Linked DNA regions of Homo sapiens: region 1 is linked to region 2. Evidence: chromatin loops called from intact Hi-C (ENCODE). Cell type or tissue: right lobe of liver. All regions are shown on one strand. Each heading gives the region's core, and the rest is flanking DNA. Links, peaks and the distances in the headings are about the cores only. Region 1 overlaps USF1 (upstream transcription factor 1). Region 2 has its middle 32 kb from the start of F11R.

Region 1 (4,891 bases), core at 777-3,276, 51 kb after region 2:
GGCCCAGGGGCTGCATGGTGGGGGTGGGCAAGGCTGTCAGTGCACGTCCACATTGTGTGTTTCACACCACTGCAGGCCGCCATATCACAGGGCCTCAGTTCAAGGACACACCTTCTGAACTTCCCCCTGTCCCATGCCAGAAGTGGGGCAGTGAAGGAAAGGGGCACGGGATTAGGCTGTTGCTCCTGGGCTATCTGCAGTTCTTGGGCCCAAAGCCCCTGAATCCCCATAGTTAGTTGCTGTCATTCTTGATGACGACCTCTAATCCGTGGTGCCGCAACTGAGCTCGAAGCAGCAGATTCTTGTTTTTAAGATCTTCCACCTGACATGGGAAGGAGGCAGTAAAGGGAATGGGTAGTAAAGCTGGCACTTCCAAGCCCCTGAATGTATTCAGACATCCACTGGTGAGGGGGAAAAGATGAAGCCTTCTCCATGGAGAACAAAGTAGAGGGTGTCAAACTGGGTCAGTGGCTAGCAGAACTGAGAAGGGCTGCACTGGGGGTAGGAGTCTGACCTGTTGTCGAAGCACGTCATTGTCCAGCTGCAGTTGGTCAAGTCCCTGCAGTTCTTCAGACAAGCGGTGGTTACTCTGCCGAAGCTCCTGGATATAATCACAAGCTTTGGATAGAATCCCACCTTTACTCTGCAAGATAAGGTCAACAAAATGAGAACTAGGATTTCAGATACCCAGCTTGCTTTCCAAAAGTAGGTTCACACTTTGGACCTCATTTTCATCTAAGGAAGGTGGTATAATATCTCCCAGGGATACAGGAACCTCAGGGAGAGATAAGACTACTGTCATGTGTGCCCCTCTCTCTACCATTTCTGGAAACAATACCAGGAGGCAGAATTCAGGCATCCTGCCCACTACCAGGGTCTTTCCATGACCTGGCCAGACTTGGTGCTCTCCATAGAGCAGTCTGGGATTATCTTGGAGAGCTGCACGATCCAGTTGTTGATCTTGTCTCGGCGGCGACGCTCCACTGTGGGGCAAAGTGGAGGACAAGGTGACTCAGTGAAAACTCGCCACAAGTCCCAGGGTAAAATTACCTAATCCCTCCTCCCCTCAGACATCACTGCTGAGATCACACCAGACAGCTTCTAGCTCCACCCAGATCATACCTACCTTCATTATGCTGAGCCCTGCGTTTCTCATCCCGAGTCGTCCGGGGAGCTTCTGACTTCCTGACAACAGAGCCCAGGGTGGCCAGAGTAAGAAGACAAAATACATGATTGAAGTTTGGGGTTAAGGAATTATACAAGATTTAGCAGGTATTAGGACCACTTATGGTAGCTAGGTGTGGTGTCTCACACCTGTAATCCCAGCACTTTGGGAGGCCGAGGCAGGCGGATCACTTGAGGTCAGGAGTTCGAGACCAGCCTGGCCAACATGGTGAAACCCTGTCTCTACTAAAGATACAAAAATTAGCCAGGGGTGGTGGTACATGTCTGTAGTTCCAGCTACTCAGGAGGCTGAGGCATGAGAAACGCTTGAACCCTGGAAGCAGAGGTTGCAGTGAGCTGAGATCATGCCACTGCACTCCAGCCTGGGTGACAGAGCAAGACTCTGTCTCAAAAAAAAAAAAAAAAAAAAAAAACCACTTACGGAATCTGAGAAGAAACAAGGGTCACTCACGGGGAATAAGGGTGAGTCCTAGGGGCAATTGAGCGCTGGCTTCCTCCCTGCAGTACTTCTTGTGGTGACATCATCACAAAGAATTGACCTGTGAAGATGCAGGGTAGGTTCTGTCAGGACATGGGTAGGAACCTCACCAAGCCCTGAGGTGAAGACCCTGGTCCCCTCCTCTAAAAAGAACATGCTAATAGAAGAGCAGCCCCAGACTCACTGCCTGTCCAGGTCTTAATGATCACTAAGAGTCATGAGTGAAGGCTCACTGCCTACCAGTCATGTCCCACAGCCTATTCTAGCCCTTTCAGCCAGCATCCTCATGCAATATCTCACCAGTGCCAGGAGGGGTCGCCTGCCCCAGCAGTGCCTCTGAGCCCTGGGTAGTAACAACAGCAGCTGTACTCCCCGATGTGGTACCCCCTGCCCCATCTCCCACTGCCGTGCTGGGGAAGTAAGTATAGTGCGTCTCAGCAGCTGTCCCCTCCGTGTCAACTGCATCATCACTGGTGAAAGCACCCTGGATCACCGCCTGGGAAGGGGAGCAAGAAAACTGATTCTGGTAACAGTCAAAAACTTCTTCCCACTACACCACTCTGCAGCTTCTATCCGTTGGGGTGGTAGGTAGGGTGGAGAGAGAGAGAGAGAGAGAGAGAAACATCCAGAAAAGGAGAGCCTAGTGCTTTGGGACAAGGCAGCCTTAGATGCCTCACTGTTCCTAGCTTCACCCCCATCCTACTGATTCCCTTCTTCATCTTACTTCTCAGAACTCTAGTGACCTCCCCAGCCCATACCCTGTACCTGGGTCATGGATTGAGTGGCAGGGTAGCCACTGATGGCGCCAGTTCCCTCAGTTTGGCCATCCAGCTGCCCCTCAGACACCTGGATCACCCTGTACATCACCTAGAAGTGTAGAGGAAGGCAGAGGGAGTGAAGAGAGAAGAAAAGATTAAGTGTTGGGAATCCTAGGGCCCCTCATAAAGCTTCCCTTGGATAGGGCCCCAAAACAAAGTCCTTCAGAGACATGGATTCAGCCATTCTCCCTTCTTTCCCCACACAGAGGTTTCAGCATACATCTAACCTCACACCAGTCTCTACTCCAGTATTAGCACCTCCCTCCCCTGCAACAGTCCACTCTTTCAACTCATCCTCCAAGCCAGGTCTCCCCAAGACATGTTCAATTACCTCCCTCAATCCCAACCCCAGATAACACCTGCAGCCACCTGGCCCCCTCCCTTACCTGGCCCCCATTCTCAGTTCGGAAGACGTACTTGACGTTGGGGTCAGGGAAGGTGGCAGCTGACTGGATGCTGGCAATAGCCACACTGGTTGGGTCTTCCCCAGTAGCCACTGCACCTGAATTAAAAGAACAAAGGAAAAGTCTGTGAGTTAACTGCCTTTCTACCCCCGTTCCATTTGCATGTCACGGAAGGAGGAGGATGCACAGGAGATGGTCTGGTGGGGAAGGAAGGGAGGCCATGATGGGTTCTTAGTCTTGGTTCTGTTTCTAGCACTCACCTTCCTGAATCTGCACTGTCCCCTCTTCCGTTTCAGCTGTTTTCTGCTGCCTGTTTGTGGTGAAAGGACAAAAGGAAGAGTATGAGAAGAAGTCAATGAGAAGCTCACTGGCCCAGTAACATATGGCTGCAAACTCATTGGCATTCCCAACAGAAGCTGGGTTAGGTTAGAATAACAACTAGTGTTTACTGTTTACTATGTACATAAGCACTAAGCTAAGTACATTACATGTAATCTTATTTAGTACTAAAAACAGCACCACGAGATAGATAGCACTACTTCCATTTTATAGATAGAGAAACCAAATCACACAGTAAGTGATAGAGTAGAACCTGAATCCAGGTCTGCCTGACTCCAGAGGCAGTGCTCTTGGTCATTTTGCATTCTTCCAGGCCACCCATCTTTCATCCCAGACCCTACCTCTTCTTCACTCACCCCTTCATCTCTCTGTGAGGGGGCACATCCGAGGAACTGGTCCTTTTTTGGAGGTCTTTGTATCTCCTGATTCACAGGCCTGAGTGCTAAGTCCTGGTAGAAATCATGAAGTTTGCAATGAGTTTAGGAAACAGAACAGTATCTCTGGTTCTAGAACTTAGGTTCCATGAACACATAGCCAGGAAAATAACCCAGTCATCTGCAGGGGACAATCAGCCTCCACCATACTGATGTTGAGGACTGGCCTACAGTGATTGAAAAAGCAAGGCTACAAATAGTGTTCCCCATCCCTCCATTATCACTCCAACTCCTGGTGGAGAGTGGATAATTATACTGGAAGACAGAAACAACACTTTTTTTTTTTTTTTTTTTTTGAGACAGAGTCTCTCTCTGTCACCCAGGCTGGAGTGCAGTGGCGCGATCTCAGCTCACTGCAACCTCTGCCTCCCAGGTTCAAGTGATTCTCCTGCCTCAGCCTCCGGAGTAGCTGGGATTACAGGTGCACACCACCACGCCTGGCTAATTTTTGTATTTTTAGTAGAGACGGGGTTTCACCATGTTGGCCCGGCTGGTCTCGAACTCCTGAGAGCATGATCTGTCCACCTCGGCAGCCTCCCAAAGTGCTGGGATTACAGGTGTGAGCCACTGCACCTGGCCGAAACAACACATTTCTTTCTTTTTTTTTTTTTTTTTTCTGAGACAGAATCTTGCTCTGTCACCCAGGCTGGAGTGCAGTGGCACAATCTCGGCTTACAACCTCCATCTCCTGGGTTCAAGTGATTCTCCTGCCTCAGCCTCCTGAATAGCTGGGATTATAGGTGCCCACCACCACGCCCAGCTAATTTTTGTATTTTCAGTAGAGATGGGGTTTTACCATATTGGCCAGGCTGGTCTGGAACTCCTGACCTCAGGTGATCCGCCTGCCTCGGCCTCCCAAAGTGCTTGGATTACAGGCATGAGCCACCGCACCCAGCCAACAACACATCTCTAAATGGATCATTAAAGCTATTATGACCTGCCATGATGGCAGCTTCATGGGAATCAGGAAGGGCCATGTATTGGCCCCACCATCAAAAAATACAGTGTCATGGACACTGATGCTTCTTCCAGTTTCTCAGCCACATGTTGTCCATCAAGACATTTCTGTTTTCAAACCTAGGAAGAGGAAATCTGAAGCCCACTACCACTGGAAGAATATCCCTGACCACAAAGACTAGACTTGGCATTTGGGCCCCATTCTACTGACAGGACTCTTGTTTTGGGGTATCCAGATTTATATAATCTGTTAGAAACCCTAAAGCCCAAGTGGAT
Region 2 (7,951 bases), core at 3,736-6,235:
GCACCATTGCACTCCAGCCTAGGCAACAAGAGACTCCATCTCAAACAAATAAAAAAATAAAAAATAAAAGTTTCGGCTGGGCGTGGTGGCTCACACCTGTAATCCAGCACTTTGAGAGGCCAAGGCGGGTGGATCACCTGAGGTCAAGAGTTCGAGACCAGCCTGGCTAACATGGTGAAACCCCGTTTCTACTAAAAATACAAAAAATTAGCCAGGCGTGGTGGTGCACGCTTGTAGTCCCAGGTACTTGGGAGGCTGATGCAGGAGAACTGCTTGAACCCAGGAGGCAGAGGTTGCAGCAAGCCAAGATCACGCCATTGCACTCCAGCTTGGGCAACAAGAGCAAAACTCTGTCTCTTTTTATTATTACTTTTTTAATAATAATAATAATAAAAGTGTTATGCGTGTCCACATAAGAGACCACCTGAACAGGCTTAGTGTGAGCAACATGGCTGTTTATTCACTTGTGTGTGAGTGGGCTGAGTCCGAGAAAGGGGTCAGCAAAAGGTGGTGGGATTATCATTGGTTCTTATAGGTTTGGGATAGGCGGTGTAGTCAGGAGCAATTTTTTACAGGCAGGGGATGGATATTACAAAGTACATTCTCAAGGGTGGGGAGGATGTTACAAAGTACATTCACAAGGGCAGGGAGGGTGTATTGTCACAAGGGCAGGGAGGATGTATTGTCACAAGGGTGGGGAGGAATGTTACAAAGTACATTCACAAGGACAGGAGTATCACAAAGTACATTATCACAAGGGTGGGGGAATGTCACCGTGGCTTGACCATAGTGCAGCCAGCTCAGAGGACCTTACAAAAAGTTTCATACTTGCACGTGTTTTCTTGTGGCAAAAATATAAAACATTTAATTTCTGGGATTCTTTTTTTTTTTTTTTTTTTTTTGAGATGTAATCTCACTCTGTTGCCCAAGCTGGAATGCAATGGCGAGGACTCAGCTCACTGCAAACTCCGCCTCCCAGATTCAAGCAATTCTCCTGCCTCACCCTCCAGAGTAGCTGGGATTACAGGCGCCCACCACCACGCCTGGCTAATTTTTGTATTTTTAGTAGAGACAGGGTTTCACCATATTGGCCAGGCTGGTCTCGAACTCCTGACCTTGTGATTTGCCTGTCTCGGCCTCCCAAAGTGCTGGAATTGCAGGGTGAGCCACCACGCCTGGCTGGGATCATCTTTTTTTCTACAGAGAGAAAATCAATTGTATCTCTACCAGGCAAACAATTTGCATTTGTATTAATATGAACAGGGATCATTTGTATCACTGTCAGGCTTCTACATATTTAACTTTTCTTTCTAGAGTTGCAAAACAGTACAAGACAAGGAAGGATACTGACCTGTAGAGAATCAGAAAACCCCCAGAAGCATCCTGTCCTCTAGTCTAGACAAATCCTAGTAATCCACTGGAAGGATGCCTGTATTTGTCCATTTCAGAAACTGTCACAATTTTTCCTTAACTAACAGCAGGAATTTTGATAGCCAAAAGTCATATTGTTTATTATCACTGTGGGAGCCAAGGCCTTTGGCTCCCTGAAGTTTGCTGAAAATCACTGACGCAAGGCAGATTAATAGGAAAAAAGGCATACAAACTTATTTAATATGTATACATAGAAGCCTTCAGAATGAAGACCCAACCTCCCAGTGAGGTGCAAAAGCTTATACGCCATCATGAGGTTACAGAAAGAATGAGTTTGGATCCTGCGGGAGAAAAGGAATTCTGTTGATGGGCAATAAATGATTACTAAAGAGAATGATTTGATCAGGAAACAAATTAACTTGTAAATAGTTTTCTTTGGAATTTAGATGACCATGAGAAGCAGGCATTAACTCATGAAAAGGTCTGTTCAGGTGTGGTTACATTTTTGGTCTTACAGGAGGAAAAGAAACCTACTGTTCTCCTTGGAGGGTCTGGATCTTAGGCAAATAAAGGAACTTCAGCTTTTTGGGAGAGACCGTGTGGAGCGGGGAAGGTCAGAGAGATCTTCAGGTTGCTTCTTCGGTTCAGTACTATATTTGGGGGTATCGATTTATAAACCCCAACATTACCTAATGTATTGTTCCCGATGAGCCTCCCTCCAATCCCTTTTCCCCTGTATCCCAATGGCCGGAAACTTGTGGAAATTCTTCCCAAGGCCTCTAAAAGCAGCACTTGCTTTTGCCTGGTTGCTAATGCAAGTTGTGAATTGCGCACGTGAATCACTATCACTGTCCATCCACCACTCTCTTGCTCTAAGGCATTGAAACGGCACTGCAGAGAGACGCCAGGTAACAAAGACTCTCCTTAACCAAGCTCTAGCATGGCTTCTAGCAACTTAAGGCCTTGTCCCTAGGAGGACCTCAGCCCCCCGCTTAAAATGCCTGCCTGAAAAAGCTCATCGCTGTCAGAAAAATTTACTGTGCATCCCAGCCCAAACCTAGCAATAGACACAGGCCCCTGAACTTCATCTTAGTGCAATTACTTAGAAAGAAAGCTTGCAATTAAAACATCTTTCTCTGCCTCTTTGAGATGTAAATCTTCTACCCAGAGCTATTTTCACTGGGACCTGAGAGTTTCTTTGAAATGCAAACATTTGAGGAAATAAATCTTGCTCCAGCTCCCAACCAGGTGGGTGCCTTGCTCTAACTTGCACTACTAGCTCCTGTCGTAAAAATAGGTGCTTATTTCTCTTCTGGACAAGAGCCAATTCACAAATCCAGATTGTCTAGTCACATGGAGCAATTCTCCTTAATATCTTCATGCCTATCCCTTAGCACATCCCAGCCTTCAAAAGGCCTCCTGCATTTTTTTTTTTTTTAAGGAAGTTAAGTTCAGTTCACCTTGGGCCCTCTTCCCTACTGCAATAGTTACTACTTAAAAAAACCTATCCTAGGCCGGGTGCAGTGGCTCACGCCTGTAATCCCAACACTTTGGGAGGCCGAGGTGGGCAGATCACCTGGGGTCAAAAGTTCAAAACCAGCCTGACCAACATGGAGAAACGCTGTCTCCACTAAAAATACAAAAAAATTAGCCGGGCGTGGTGGTGCATGCCTGTAATCCCAGCTATTCAGGAGGCTGAGGCAGGAGAATCGCTTGAACCCCGGACACGGAGGTTGCGGTGAGCCAAGATCGCGCCATTACCCTCCAGCCTGGGCGACAAGAGTGAAACTCCATCTCAAATAAATAAATAAATACCTATCCTTACTTCTTGTCTAAACTATTGTCTGGCTTTGTTTAGCTTTGACACAGGCTTTATAAGCCCACAAGTAACTTTAAGGCAAAGCCTTATAAATTCATCCAAGGCACTGACATTGAAGAATGTCTAACATTTCTGTGATATGCTTCAATCTCACTTCCAGCCTGTTCCAAACCTTCTTTTTAGTTTTCTACTTCCAGAGACTTTTTCCTTTGGTTAATCACCTTGTAATTCTTAGGTCTGATTCTCGAGCTAGCACATTTCAGCCCCTACAAATAAATGCCTTCTCCCAAAATGTGCAGCTCTTTTGCCATGCTACATTCTATTTGTCTTTCTAGTACTATTTTAATAAGTATCATAGCTCAAGCATGATCAACCCTCAGCTTCTTTATATGGTTATAGGAGTCTCTGACAAGCCTGAGGACAAGCATGTTCTGCATATTTTTTCTTGTCAACTTTTTTTAATGTGCAAAACATTAACATGGATCCAGAAGTCAAAACTAGACAAAATGGTAAATAAACTCAGAGAAGTAATACTCCATCATGTATCTATTTTTATTTTTATTTTTTTGAGACAGAGTCTCGCTCTGTCGCCCAGGCTAGAGTGCAGTGGCGCGATCTGGGCTCACTGCAAGCTCCGCCTCTGGGGTTCACACCATTCTCCTGCCTCAGCCTCCCAAGTCGCTGGGACTACAGGTGCCCACCACCACGCCCGGCCAATTTTTTGTATTTTCAGTAGAGACTGGGTTTCACCGTGTTAGCCAGGATGGTCTCGATCTCCTGACCTCGTGATCCGCCCGCCTCAGTCTCCCAAAGTCCTGGGATTACAGGTGTGAGCCACCGCGCCCGGCCGATCATGTATCTATTTCATCTAGACCTTATCTACCTCTTGAAATAACCAATTTAGTTTATTTTCCTTCCTGTGTTTGTTTCTGCAAAAATAAGCAAATATAGTATGCTTTCTTATTTCCCCTCCTTTCGTATCAAAAAGGTGGCCTTTTTTTTTTTAATTTTCTCATAGAGACAGGGTCTCACTTTGTTGCCCAGGCTAGTCTCAAACTCTTGGCCCCAAGCAATCCTTCCACCTCAGCCTTCCAAAGTGCTTGGATTATAGGTGTGAGCCACCATGCCCAGCCATTTGTCTTTTATTTTCCTTTTTTTTTTTTTTTTTTTTTTTGAGACGGAGACTTGCTCTGTTGCCCAGGCTGGAGTGCAGTGGCGTGATCTCGGCTCACTGAAACCTCCGCCTCCTGGGTTCACGCGATTGTCCTGCCTCAGCCTCCTCAGTAGCTGGGATTACAGGCGCGTGCCACCACGCCCAGCTAATTTTTGTATTTTTGGTAGAAACGGGGTTTTACCATGTTGGTCAGGCTGGTCTTGAACTCCTAACCTCGTGATCCACCTGCCTCGGCCTCCCAAAGTGCTGAGATTACAGGCGTGAGCCGCCGCACCAGGCGCCATTGTTTTTTTTAAATTGGGCAGCTTCCAGAACCTGCCCAGGCTCAGATAGACTCCCTATCAAGCTTTTGAATTTTTGCCAATCAGATAGGTAAGGTTAACTATTTTTATCCCCTCTTACTTATCTCCAGCGAACCAGGCCTGTTACGTAGCATCACTGTTTAGAAGTTCCATGTCAGACTGGGCGTGGTGGCTCACGCCTGTAATCCTAGCACTTTGGAAGGCCGACGCGGGCGGATCACTTGAGGTCAGGAGTTCAAAACCAGCCTGGCCAACATGGTGAAACCCCGTCTCTACTAAAACTACAAAAAAATTTAGCCAGGTGTGGTGGCGGGCGCGTGTAATTCCAGCTACTCGAGAGGCTGAGGCAGAAGAATTGTTTGAACTCGGGAGGTGGAGGTTGCAGTGAGCCGAGATCGCGCCACAGCACTCCAGCCTGGGCGACAAGGGCGAGACTCCGTGTCAAAAAAAAAAAAAAAAAAAAGTTCCATGCCAGGAGAGTCTGGCTCCACCTAGTGGTAGCATATCTAGTTGCAGAAAAAGTACCTTTTCTTCGTAGCTGTGCCTTTGTACTTACTTTTACTTACCTACTAAATTTCCTGCTCCTTCCTCCCTAAATGGAAAAAAAACCTGCATTCTAATCCCTTTCCTATGGGTTGCAGCATGTGCCACACTCTTTGAGGGAGGCTTCCATGTGGTCCTTATTGGGCACTTCAACATCTTAAATCATGAGTTGGGCTCAAAGGTAGGAGGAGTGGTACTGAACTCTAGGGTCCACTTTCTCAACATACCAGAGACAAGGAAATGAGGCTGGTTTGTTGGTTTGTTTGTTTGCTTGCTTGCTTGTTTGTTTTTTGGCCCTTCAACCTGCTCTACTGTCCACACACTAAGAACAAAGTGTTGGTGGTGGCAACTTTGAAAAATTCAGGGCCGGCCTGAATGACTCATGCCTGTAATCCCAGCACTTTAGGAGGCCAAGGCAGGTGGATCACTTGAGGCCAGGAGTTCGAGACCAGCCTGGCCAACATGGTGAAACCCTGTGCTAAAAATACAAAAATTAGCTGGGCAGTAGTAGCACGTGCCTGTAATCCCAGCTACTCGGGAGGCTGAGGCAAGAGAATCGCTTGAGCCTGGGAGGCAGAGGTTGTGGTGAGCCGAGGTCTGGCCACTGCACTCCAGTCTGGGCAAGAGAGTGAGACCCTGTCTCAAAAAAAAAAAAAAAAAAGTTGTTCTAAAATGGGTATGGGTATCCCCACCAGTTACATGGCATCTCCCAACACTTCTCATTGGTTTCTCATTCACCCCTTTTTCTTCATTCCTCATTCTTTTGTGGCTGCTCCTAACCACTCTGCCTTCTGCATTCCTTTCTCCCTGGGGATGTTACAGACCACGACCAAAGTAATCTGCATTTTATAAGTCTGCGTTGAAAAACAAATGACGCGGCGGGTGTGGTGGCACACACCTGTAATCCCAGCACTTTGGGAAGCCGAGGCGGGTGGATCACGAGGTCAGGAGATCGAGACTATCCTGGCTAACACGGTGAAACCCCGTCTCTACTAAAAATACAAAAAATCAGCCGGGCATGGTGGCGGGCGCCTGTGGTCCCAGCTACTCGGGAGGCTGAGGCAGGAGAATGGCGTGAACCCAGAAGGCGGAGCTTGCAGTGAGCCCAGTTCGCACCACTGCACTCCAGCCTGGGTGACAGAGTGAGACTTTGTCTCAAAAAAAAAAAAAAAAGAAAGAAAGAAAAACAAATGAGGCTAGCTACTTTTTTTTTTTTTTTTTTTTGAGACGGAGTCAACACAGATTTTCAGGCTGGGCACAGTGGCTCACGCCTGTAATCCCAGCACTTTGGGAGGCTGAGGCGGGTGGATCACCTAAGGTCAGGAGTTCAAGACCAGCCTGACCACATGGAGAAACCCCATCTCTACTAAAAATACAAAACATTAGCCTGGCGTGGTGGCGGGCACCTGTAGTCCCAGCTACTCGGGAGGCTGAGGCAGGAGAATGGCGTGAATCCAGGAGGCGGAGCTTGCAGTGAGTCGAGATTCTGTCACTGCACTCCAGCCTGGGCGAGAGCCAGACTCCATTAAAAAAAAAAAAAAAAGATTTTCAATCTTGGTTAATTGCCAATTACCAACCCATCACCTGTTTTTGCACAGCCTCATATATAAACATCGTTTTTACTTTTTTTTTTTTTTGAACTGGAGTCTCACTCTGTCTCCCAGTGGCGCAATCTCAGTTCACTGCAACCTCCGCCTCTCAGGTTCAAGTGACTCTCCTATCTCAGCCTCCCAAGTAGCTAGGATTACAGTCACCTGTCACCACACCTGGCTAATTTTTTGTATTTTTAGTAGAGACAGGGAGACAGGGTTTCACCATGTTGGCCAGGCTGGTCTTGAACTCCTGACCTCAGGTGATTCACCTGCCTTGGCCTCCCAGAGTGCTAGGATTACAAGCATGAGCCACCACGCCCAGCTGTTTTTACATTTTTAAATGCTTGAAAAAGATTTGATAATTATTTCACAACACACAAAAATTATATAAAATTCACATTTTAGTGTCCACAAAAGAAGGTTCATTGGAACACAGCCATGATCATTGTCTATGGATGCTTTCCCAATAGAACTGGAGTGGTATCATTGTATAGAGACCTGCAGAACCTGAAAAATTTATTCTCTAGCCCTTTACAGAAAGTATGCCAACCCTTGAGCCGGGCACGGTGGCTCACACCTGTAATCCCAGCACTTTGAGAGGCTGAGGCAGGTGGATCATGAGGTCAGGAGTTCGAGACCAGCCTGACCAACATAGTGAAACCCCATCTCTACTAAAAATACAAAAATTAGCCGGGCGTGGTGCTGTGTGCCTGTAATCCCAGCTACTCGGGAGGCTGAGGCAGGAGAATTGTTTGAACCCGGGAGGTGGAGGTTGCAGTGAGCCGAGATTGCGCCACTGCACTCTAGCCTAGGCAACAGAGTGAGACTCTGCCTCAAAAGAAAAGAAAAAGAAAGAAAGAAAGTATGCCAAACCTGACCTAGAATACCCAATTTAAAATCAACCATAGACGCTCTTAGGTGAGGTGCTGCAAAGTGATTTACAGACCTTGCTACATTACGTTTCCAAACTTTGCAGAATACATATTACTACAATTTTTAAGTGAGAAAACTAAGACTGACATAAAACTTTGTCAAGAGTCTGGAATTAAACAAGGTCTGCCTGACTTGGAAACCAGTATTTTTTTCCAGTGCACAACACCCCTTCCTTAAATCTCTGAGGGATACTACATTCTGAATTAATACAAGCAGT

What was found. Peaks named below come from ENCODE experiments on the same cell type or tissue, not always from the same donor. Only the 100,000 strongest peaks of a DNase experiment are listed, where the experiment ranks them.
Region 1: it touches region 2 in a loop (2.8-fold over the local background); 47 of 110 quality-filtered maps call a loop at or near these places.

What each region holds. Positions count from the first base shown.
Region 1 is chr1:161,039,688-161,044,578 of GRCh38, forward strand. USF1 (upstream transcription factor 1) reads right to left here. Exons shown (of 11, transcript NM_007122.5): 2 at 3,581-3,673; 3 at 3,146-3,195; 4 at 2,868-2,983; 5 at 2,429-2,530; 6 at 1,964-2,159; 7 at 1,637-1,724; 8 at 1,127-1,185; 9 at 889-983; 10 at 515-643; 11 at 1-322. The coding sequence starts at 3,588. The coding sequence ends at 233. Among named protein-coding and RNA genes, the nearest start is that of TSTD1, 3.2 kb to the left of the region's middle. RefSeq lists an enhancer at 2,070-2,229. In right lobe of liver, for the core only: CTCF peaks have their summits at 1,960 (motif pointing right) and 2,161; a DNase peak (open chromatin) is centred at 1,974; H3K27ac peaks cover 624 bases.
Region 2 is chr1:160,985,278-160,993,228 of GRCh38, forward strand. No RefSeq gene overlaps it. Among named protein-coding and RNA genes, the nearest start is that of F11R, 32 kb to the right of the region's middle. RefSeq lists a silencer at 2,122-2,416 and an enhancer at 5,864-6,702. In right lobe of liver, for the core only: a CTCF peak has its summit at 5,167 (motif pointing left); a DNase peak (open chromatin) is centred at 4,854.